Linked DNA regions of Homo sapiens: regions 2 and 3 are each linked to region 1. The links are chromatin contacts, found by Hi-C or POLR2A ChIA-PET in ENCODE. All regions are on one chromosome and are shown on one strand. The core of a region is the stretch at or near the end of the contact, and the rest is flanking DNA. Distances in the headings are between cores, read along the strand shown.

Evidence for each region. Hi-C counts contacts between places; a loop is a spot of excess contacts on that map. ChIA-PET counts read pairs that join two places held with the same protein, here RNA polymerase II (POLR2A). Pooled maps may share reads with other maps.
Region 2: a loop to region 1 is called in a map of prostate gland, with 2.2 times the contacts of the local background. The contact joins two enhancer-like sites. A Hi-C loop is called at or near these places in 1 of 168 maps with a recorded cell type or tissue (prostate gland) and 1 of 50 pooled maps. POLR2A ChIA-PET finds 5 or more read pairs at or near these places in 1 of 52 experiments (Panc1).
Region 3: a map of heart right ventricle shows a loop between it and region 1 (2.4-fold over the local background). The contact joins two enhancer-like sites. A Hi-C loop is called at or near these places in 1 of 168 maps with a recorded cell type or tissue (heart right ventricle) and 3 of 50 pooled maps.

Annotation. Positions count from the first base shown.
Region 1 is chr15:45,890,148-45,893,656 of GRCh38, forward strand. All of the region lies in intron 2 of LOC105370802 (a long non-coding RNA gene), which reads left to right. Among named protein-coding and RNA genes, the nearest start is that of SQOR, 260 kb to the left of the region's middle. Within about 2 kb of position 1,909, at least 8 of the 41 ENCODE cell types and tissues checked have a DNase peak (open chromatin) inside an H3K27ac peak, as active enhancers do; they include prostate gland, where a contact is called at or near this core.
Region 2 is chr15:45,853,919-45,857,297 of GRCh38, forward strand. All of the region lies in intron 2 of LOC105370802 (a long non-coding RNA gene), which reads left to right. Among named protein-coding and RNA genes, the nearest start is that of SQOR, 220 kb to the left of the region's middle. Within about 2 kb of position 1,778, at least 4 of the 41 ENCODE cell types and tissues checked have a DNase peak (open chromatin) inside an H3K27ac peak, as active enhancers do; they include prostate gland, where a contact is called at or near this core.
Region 3 is chr15:45,828,218-45,831,394 of GRCh38, forward strand. The region is part of intron 1 of LOC105370802 (a long non-coding RNA gene); the gene reads left to right. Among named protein-coding and RNA genes, the nearest start is that of SQOR, 190 kb to the left of the region's middle. Within about 2 kb of position 1,279, at least 2 of the 41 ENCODE cell types and tissues checked have a DNase peak (open chromatin) inside an H3K27ac peak, as active enhancers do.

The sequences.
Region 1 (3,509 bases), core at 659-3,158:
GGTAGGAACAACTCTTTCTCAGTATTTTCAAGTCCAAATAGTAGTTCAGAATGTCTATTTTTTTAAAACAGATGTCAGTCACTAGTATAGTAAAACATCTGCAGTATACTGATAACACATAATATTAAAATAGAACAAATGTGTTTAAATAAACATACTTAATCCTCTTACCCACAAGAGATCTGGTATTCTTGTTAGATGCTTTTCCTAAGTCAACACATGACTTCTCCTTTCCTCTAGAGCCACTGTGATACTATTCTTTTTAAATTGACATTTCTACATGTTAAGTCCAATGGTTTCTTTTTTCCCGGAATTTCTCCAACTATATAATATCGTAAACTAATAAAAATTAACTCTATGTTTTCCAATGCCATTTTCATTCTTGGGTATGAAGGATAGGGAGGGCTTGAGGTTCTAGGAGTTGAATATAATTAACTCATCAGAAACCTTCCTTTTAATTTTTAGGCCATGTAAACTTACCAATTCTAACAGTACAAGAAGTAGACATGTGGATGACAAAGAGATACAAGCAAGTTGTGGACATTTTTATATGTAATATTTTTGTTTTATGAGGAATTAAAGGTAGTATGTTAATAAATTAGTTTTAATAATTTAAACCCTAATTCCCAGATGGTAAGTTGAAAATTAAATTGTCTAATTAATGGAAAATGATGATGAAGTTTTAGAACCTCAAACCCTGTGATCTTAGAATCTGAAACTCTACATTTTGAACAAAAAAACCACTGGAGGTATATCAGTATCTGAGCATATGAGTTCAGCATTTTAGCCTCTGGCTCAGGAAAGACTGTAGACTGAGAATAGCTGGAGGAGGTGAATAGGACACTTGGGATAATCCTGGAGTTTCTATGTGAGCCAAGAGTTTAGGGATATAGTCTGTACAGATATAACCCTTTCTGTAAAGTGTCTACAAGTTAATGGATATGTTTAGATTTTTTTGACAGAAATTGAATTTATTTCCTGTCTATCAAACAAATTTTGTTTTGTTTTGAGATAGGGTTTCACTTTGTCACCCAGGCTGGAGGGCCTCTGCAACCTCTGCCTCCCAGGTTCAAGTGATTCTTGTGCCTCAGCCTCCTGAGTAGCTGGGACTACAGGCGTGTGCCACCATGCCTGGCTCCTTTTTGTATTTTTAGTAGAGATGGAGTTTCACCATGTTGGCCAGGCTGGCCTCGAACTTCTTAACTCAAGTGATCTGCCCACCTCAGCTTCCCAAAGTGCTGAGATCAGAGGCATGAACCTGTGCCCGGCCTCAAACACGTTTTTTCATGACTTTATACTCTCACATGTAGTTAGACCCAAACCTATATCTTTGACCAGCAAGAGGAGGCAAGACAAAGGGAGGCAATGGAGGAAGGTAAGAAATATCATTTGCAATAATTCTCAAATACGTCCCTTCCTTTACATTTCCTTTATCATCATGCCATTTCAGGATCTTATGTTATACCCAGTGTGGCTTTATAATGATAATAATAATGATAATTTAGATGATAATGTCATATACTAAGTGCTTTGTACATATTAACTCATTTAATCCTCACAACAAATCTATAAAGTAGGTAATATTACTATACCTACTTGGCAATTGTGGCAATGGGCTTGGAGTAGCTGAGCAGTTCGTCCAAGTTCACACAGTAAATGCCACAGCAGGAATTCCACATCAGGCAGTTTGGTTCCAGAGTCCAAGCCCATAATCACTAACGCTTTGTGGTCTTCTAACTGAATGTCTTGCCTCTTGGCTAGCCTTAGATTGCTGTCAGATTTAATGTTCTTAAAATACTACTTTGAACATTTTATTCCTGTGCTCAAAAGGCTTCTTGGCTTCTTCCCAGAGTAAAGTCCAAATTTCTCAGCTGGGCAGGACACTATCTGGTTCCAGCCTAGCTTGCCAGCACCACCTCCTCTATTCCTCCCAAGGACCTTCCATTCCTGGCAGGCTAATGTGCTCACTGCCTGGATGATCACTCCCCCTCTACTCTGTCATGAGATTACCAGGTGCTTTTCCTATTTTTCTGTGCTTATTTTGTATGCCACTTTTTCTGCCAAGTATTTTTTCTCCCCATCTCCTCTGTCGTGAGATTACCAGGTGCTTTTCCTATTTTTCTGTGCTTATTTTGTATGCCACTTTTTCTGCCAAGTATTTTCTCTCCCTGTCTCCTTCTCAGCCATTCAACTCAGCACCAGATTTGCTATTGGGCAGAGTGACCAGGCTGTGATGAAATTCTAAGCCATGACCAAAGACATGGGAATGCATGGCCTGGAGGACCAAAGACTCATAGGGACAAAATTAGCCCTCTTTAATTAATAGGCTGCCATGTGGAAGAAGTTTAGAGTAGTTTTATTCAGTCTGAATATGAGACAGCTAAGACGAGGGGATAGAAGTAAATGGAAGAGAGGAAGTCCTTTCATCTTCACGGAGTTCTGATTTTACATTTAAGATCACCAAGGAATAGGTTGTCTTTACAGCAAACTATATTCTGTGACCCACTGCTAGTCCGCAAAGATCTTCCTGCTGGGTCAAAAACAAATGCAAAATTCAGGTCTTTCTTCACAGGGCATCCATCCAGAGGATTCAGAGGATTCAATTCCATTGACTTTTATCTTTGTCACTAACAGAAGGTGTCTCAAGTAAGAGTTATTACATTTCAGTATTCATAAACTAAAGTGTGTGCACTTTTCAGCTTACTGAGGAATAGTAATTTAACAAATGGTACTCAGTAATTGACAGCATGGCAAAACTCCTATTGTGCATACTTATAGGTAGAAATTAGGAAATTCACAGGAAGTCCCAGACACACTGCTTCATGATTAATTGTTGCCTTTTTTTTTAAACTGATAACTTGATAATATTTATGATACATTTATAACAAAGTTTAATTAAAAATTATCGGTTTAGCATCATTATTATCTAGTTAATTGCATAGATTGTTGCATTCACACTTTAGTATATAGTGGGATATATTTGCTTACAGCATTTTGCACCTATAATTTTCCAGTAACAAGAATTTAAAATCATATATTTAGCTCTTCTTACCTCTACAGACATAATTCTTTCTCTAAGTATATAAACTCCAACTCTCTCTCTAACCCCTCCAAATTGCTTTGCTTACTCAGTGGTATCAATATTATTATCATCACCAAGTACCACCCTGTCCTCAGAAGAGGAAGGTGGGCTCTGAGGTCTTTTGTGTCTCCCATAAGTGCCACTGACAAAAATGACTATTTGATAGCATTTTTTTTTTGTAATGAGGACTCAAAAACCAGATAGATGATTCCATGAAATGGGCTTTGTGTGTGCTTTCTATTTAGATATTTTATGCTTTTCAGACTTCTGCAGTGAAACCTGATGATCACTTGCTCTCCTGAGCTCATAGCTCTGATAGACATTATCATTCTGAAAAATGTAGAAATCATTTTTTCAGCATTTCTCCAGTCTTTCTTTTCATTCATGGAAGCTACAACATGATTAGAAAGTGCACTGGGCAGGGTTT
Region 2 (3,379 bases), core at 528-3,027, 36 kb before region 1:
TAGGTGTATGATTGATTTGGTGGTGCTAGCTCTTGATTCTACTTACAATGCCTATAATTTTTGAAAAATCTTCTACCTTCCAGTAAAGAAAAATTCCATTTCCCACACTGAAATTATCTTCTACTTCTCATTTATGATGCTGTAGTTTTCCACCCCCCCGTTCCACTCCCTAACTTCTTTATTATTATTATTATTATTATTATTATTATTATTATTATTATTGTTTTTTAGACAGTTTTGCTCTTGTTGCCCAGGCTGGAGTGCAGTGGCGCGATTTTGGCTCACTGCAACCTCCACCTCCTGGGTTCAAGAGATTCTCCTGCCTCAGCCTCCTGAGTAGCTGAGATTATAGGCGCCCACCACCATGCTCGGCTAATTTTTTGTATTTTTAGTAGAGAGAGGGTTTCATAATGTTGGCCAGGCTCGTCTCAAACTCCTTAACTCAGGTGATCCACCCATCTCAGACTCCCAAAGTACTGGGATTACACAGGCGTGAGCCACCACACCTGGCCCACTCTCCAACTTCTTATGTCCATTTTCCTAGGCCACTTCTAGAGATGATAGCACATAGATCTCAAAATAGTTTTAAAATCTTGAGTTATTAGTTTAAAACAGCATTAGGAGAACTTACAAGTACTTACTCTGTCATAACCTGGTTCAGCTTGTCCCAGGCTCTGTGCCATCGTGGAATCCTTTCTGTTTCCTCCTAAGTCATTTGGTCTCTCCTTTCGCCTTGTCTGAATCAGGTCTGCCCTCAATGCCAAGTCAACACCTGCCTCCCTTTCTCAGGGTACAGTCAGAATGTAGATTATGTCTCAATTCAAGTATGCCTTGAGAACGAGATTTCCATAGAGTAAAAAAAAAAAAAAATCACTGTGAAAGAGATAATGGGAAAAGAAGATGAACAGCTGCCTCTCTTGGGGTGGGGAAGAGAAAGAGAAATCAGAAAACATACATGGGAGAAAACTACTTTTTTAAGAGTTGGCTTTTCTCAGATGATAAGTAGTTTTATGAAACGAGTTTACTTGAAATCACATGGCCTTGGTTCAAACTTTGGCTCTACTACTTATTGCTGTGTGACTTTGGACAAGTCACTTAACCTCTCTGGTCTCAGGTTTTTTGATATTGCCTCAGGACAATAATATCCGATTTTTGGGAGGTTGTGAGAATTCAAGTTTCAAGTGTTGAGAACAGTGCTTGACACGTAGTAACTACTCAACAAACATTAATTTTTGAAAAGCCATATGTTTTTGGACCAAATTTGCCAATGTTAAAATGACCATAATAATGATAACAATATTCACAAATCAATGCCTAGAGTATCTGGAGCTGGCGGTGCATGTTTGCAGGCCTGGTTCTCAGGCAAGTCCAGGAACCTAGAAGTTTGTTCCTCTTCTGCAAATGCTGGGGCAATGGGAAGGGAACAAAGCAGATAAGGTTTCCAGACCACAGTCAGTTGGCAATCCCTGCCCTGGTAAATAGAGGACTGTGTGATGTCTGTTTACCGTGTGCTCAAGAAAGGAATTCCAGCCTGGCTTTCTTTCAACTTGGTGCTAACCACCTGGAGAGGAATAGTTTAAGAAAAGATTTAAAGTACCAGTACTTTTCAACAGAGCTATGAGAACCTGCTTGCTAAAAATTCATCTTGTCTAATAATTACATTTTTCAAAACTCTGCAGAGCTGTGATGGTCCCCGTGGTTAGTACATCCTCTAACACAAACAGACCCAAGCAGACAAGAAGGGTGGGCCTGATGCAGGACATTTGCCCAGAGCCGCCAAGTCAAAGTGAGCTTTGTGTACAGCCTGCTGGCTCATTAGGGGTGTAGCTGCTGCATGCTGGTTCATTAGGGGTGTAGCTTCACATCCAGGTTCCCTGGGCTCTTCAGGACAGAGAGGCAACCTAGTGAATGGGAAAGGACACTGGCCTAGTGGGAGGTGTTTGGGTCATGAGGGTGGATCTCTCATGAATGGCTTAGTGCTGTTTCAAGACTAGAACCAAGAATGAGTTGGATTAGGAGGTCTAAGATTCAGAGAGCTGAAGTTCTTCTGCTGTAAAAAGAGGTTCATAACATGAAGATCTACCTATTTGCCAAGGTCACGGGAGAGGTCTAATGAGAATAAAAACTATAAAGTGCTGTTCAAACATTAGATGGAGTCATTACCTGTTCTGTTGATAGAGTACCAGAATACCTGTATGTGAGTCTGTGCATATGTTCCTGTGTGCTCGTGACAAAAACAGACTCACTTTAAACACACACATTTTATATTGCTGTTCCTATTATTTCTGGATCTTTAAGAAAAATAATTTGCAAAAGTAATAATGCTTGCAGCAAACATTTACGTATACTTTCACTTCTCTGAGGCAACCACTGTCAGCTTTGTTTTAGTCTGAGTACTCCGAGAAGCAGATGCCAATCTGGTTAGACATGCAAGAGATTTATTAATGAAAACACCTGTAAGGACAATGAAGAGTGAGTCAGGGGAGAGGAGGAGAGTCATCTGACTGAAATGCAGACCTGAGGCCTGTGAAGAGAGAGAGAAGGAAGGAAGGTCTTAGATAGTAATGCAGTTTTGAGAAAGTTTCACTGAGAAAGACACAGACTTTGAGGCAAAGTCTTGTGTCAGGAGTTGTGCCTCTCCCAGAAATGGACCTGCTTTTGTATTCTTACTGCATTTATTCATTGGCTGGGATCAGCCTCACATTGTCATGGCCGCTGCAGTGCCTAGTCTTTCAGACTTTCTCTATGTCTATGTAATCTTTTGTAACACACACACACACACACACACACACACACACACACACACATGCATGAATATGTATAGATATCTACATAAACACTTACAGTTTTGTGGGTAGAGCCATGCTTTACATTTTGTTTGGCAACTTGCAATTTTCATTTAATAACAATTTTTTATGAACATCATCATATCAGTATATGATATGGTTTGGATATTTGTCTCCTCCCAATCTCATGTTGAAAATTGATCCCCAGTGTTGGAGGTGGGGCCTGGTGGGAGGTGTTTGGGTCATGGGGACGGGTCCCTCATGAATGGCTTGGTTTTGTCCCAAGACTAGAACCAAGAGTGAGTTCTTGCTCTACTAGTTCACATGAAAGCTAGTTGTTTAAAAGAGCCTAGTACCTCTCTTGCTGTCTCTTTCTTGCCATGTGACACACCGGCTCCCCCTTTGCCTTCTTCCATGATTGGAAGCTTCATGAGGTCGTGACTAGAGGCAGATGTTGGCACCATGCTTTTTGTAAAGCCTGCAGAACTGTGAGCCAAATAAACTGCTTTTCTTTAGAAATTATCCAGCCTCAGGTATTCTTTTATAGCAACACAAACAGACTAATATAGTATATATAGATTCTTCTCATTATT
Region 3 (3,177 bases), core at 29-2,528, 63 kb before region 1:
GAGACAGAGTCTCACTCTGTCACCGAGGCTGGAGTGCAGTGGCGTGATCTCGGCTCACTGCAACCTCTGCCTCCTGGGTTCAAGCAATTCTTGTGCCTTGGCCTCCCAAGTAGCTGGGATTACAAGTGTGTGCCACTACTCCTGGCTAATTTTTTGTATTTTTAGTAGAGACAGGGTTTCACCATGTTGCCCAGGCTGGTCTTGAACTCCTGAGTTCAGGCAATCCACCCACCTCAGCCTCCCAAAGTGCTAGGATTACAGTTGTTAGCCACTGCACCCAGCCCCAATGAGTACATAAGGTATTTTGGAAAACTAAGAGAGCAGTTGCTGCTTCTGTGGACTGTATTTCGGGAGAAGGCAGTCAGAGGGAGCACAGAGAGGAGGTGGCATCTCAGTGTTGGCCTTGAAGGATGAGCAGAGACTCACGGCAGGTGGCGGCACTGGAAAGAAGCACACTAAGAGGCACTGAAAACTGATGATGCGGCCGGGCATGGTGGCTCACGCCTGTAATCCCAGCACTTTGGGAGGCCGAGGCGGGTGGATCACGAGGTCAGGGGATCAAGACCATCCTGGCTGACACAGTGAAACCCCGTCTCTACTAAAAATACGAAAAATTAGCCGGGCATGGTGGCGGGTGCCTGTAGTCCCAGCTACTCGGGAGGCTGAGGCAGGAGAATGGCGTGAACCTGGGAGGCGGAGCTTGCAGTGAGCCGAGATCACGCCACTGCACTCCAGCCTGGGTGACAGAGCGAGATTCCATCTTAATTAAAAACTGATGATGCCCAAATAGGACTGAAGTAGGCATAAAAAGTCCTCCTCTCTGTAGGCAGGTCATCCGTTGAGCGTTCAGCTCTTAGCAGAGAGGAGCCCCTGGAAAGGGTGGCTCCTCTCCACAGGCAAGTCATTTGAAAGTCTCTGCAAGTCTCTGAAGCTTTCAGCAGAGAGGGTAGCTCCTCTCTGCAGCTGGCCGTCTCATTGTCTCCAGCTGTCAGCAGGGAGGATACTCCATTCCGCACCTGGTCGTCCTGTCCTGTAGTCTCTCTGCCTTCTTCATCCTCTGGCTAAGCCCAGGGCTTTTATGGACCTCAGAGGGAAGGAAGTGCATGCGGATTGGTCCATGGGTGGCCATAGGTGGGTTGGAAGAGGCACCAGGAGTCCCCACTCCGGTTAGCAGGACTGGTAGTCCAGCCCACAGCCTTCAGGCCCTCCCTGGCCTGAAAGTGGGGCCTTACTGGGGACCCCGCCCCCTTCCACCCAGGACTCTGTCTGCCTCTGACTGCCATTCATGGCCCTGGGGCTTGGCCCCAACCCCGCTCTGAGAATGGAGCAGGTGCTAGGAGCAGAGAGAGGCCAGGCAGTAGGAGCAGACACCCCTGAGCCTGCAGGGACTGGGAGGCGGGGGTTCCTCCCTGGGGCACTGGAGGGTGCAGGCTGCAGAGACGCCCCAGTCCTGTGCCTGGGAGGGTGGGCGCAGCTGCACCCGGGAGCTTCTGCCTGGCCAGCTCGGAAGGGGCAGGGCTCCTGCTTGTTCCCGGCTCTGCCAGCTTCCTGGAGCTGGAGGCCCAGATCTGCAGGCTGCAGGCGCTGCAGCTGCAGCTGCACCTGAGAGGGCAGATCCTGCCTGTTCCCAGCGCCCCCAAGAGCACAGGGAGGCTGGGATCCACAGCTGCAGGTTAGGCGGTTGCTACCTTCTCCCTAGAGCAGGAGGCCTGGGTCTGCAGCTGAAGTTTGAACAGCTGCAGTGGCATGAGCTCCGGTCCCAACTCAGAAGGGGCGGGGCTCCCACTGGCTCCAGGGAGTGGCGTGATGACAGCAACCACTACCATGAATACCATTGGCAAAGTAATATGGGGCAAAACCTCCCCTCTTAGTCCATGGACACCACATATTGAACCCAAGGTTGGTTCCAGCTCAACTGTGGTTACTTTAAGGAGGATTCTGGTCAATTAAATCCAACTCAAGAAATGTTTATTGAATCTACACTATCTGTGAGGCCCAAAGAAAATCGCAGCCTTCATTTCAGGACCAGCATGGAAATTGCTATGACTTTGTGTTTGTGTTGGGGCAGACTTGAAAATTCTGCATGTGCTGTGTGCTGATATCCAACCCAGAATGATGCTTATCATAGTATGCTTTGTTTGTAGAAGCATATAATTGACATATCGTTGAATTTCTGTGAAGCTAATGTGGGTTAAATAATGACAGCCTTTTCCAGGTGCCTGGCTCATCTCTGTGCTTTTGCATTCCTGAGGGGATTCTGTCCACACTGGGTGCTGTGCTGGCTGTTGTGAGTGGCACAAAGCATTCAGACAGAGTTGCTGGTGGGTCTCCTTCCACCTAAGAGTCACCGTCAAGCAGTTGCCCCCTGGCTAAACGTGCAGAGATCAATAGCATTTTGTCTGTTAAGGATCAGAATTTGCTTCTGTTTGTTTCTGTCATGTTTATTTACGACTCTAGGAGCTCACCTATTTGTTTTTCTCTCAGCCAAATCTTGGTGCTATTCTGCTTTTCTTGAGGACATAGCTTAGAATGCTAACTGGGTAGTATTAAAGCCAAGGACCATTAGGAACACACCTGGAGTAAAAACAAAAAGTTAGGTTAACGGGGCTTGCAGTAGCAAGGAAGGACACACCAGAGATTAACTGTGGGGGGCCCCCTTACAGGATTCAGGCTTATGCTGGATGATTTTCACGAGGGGTTAGGAGAGCAGAGGCTGGTTTCGGGTTGTGTTGTGTCAAGAGGGAGGGTCAACTTGGTGACCAGGTATCTTAATACATTTTATCAAAGAGGCTGATGGATTAAAGCTGGGCTAGGAGAAGTCACTTGTGTTAGTCAGAAGAGGGGATGTTTTGTGATTGTTGAGGTTGTGGAGTGGCCATGTCTCTGTCTTTTTCCAAACGTAGCAGCAGTGGCCTTGTGTGAGCATTGTTCAGATTCACTGTTTATGTTCAGTTGGGAACATCATTGTTTGGCTGCTGGTGGGGCCATTTTTAATGTTCTTAGTAGCTTCCTCATTTGTAAAATGAGAGGACTGCATAAGAACAGTGGTTTCAAACTGCTCCCCAAAGGTCTAGGAGCTTTGGGGGCCGCTGTAGATACTACGGGGAGGCAGAGTGTGCAGGGCTCTTGGCCCTCTTGACCTCCTCTCAACAGAGCAGGTATGCTTTTCCAGTTTTA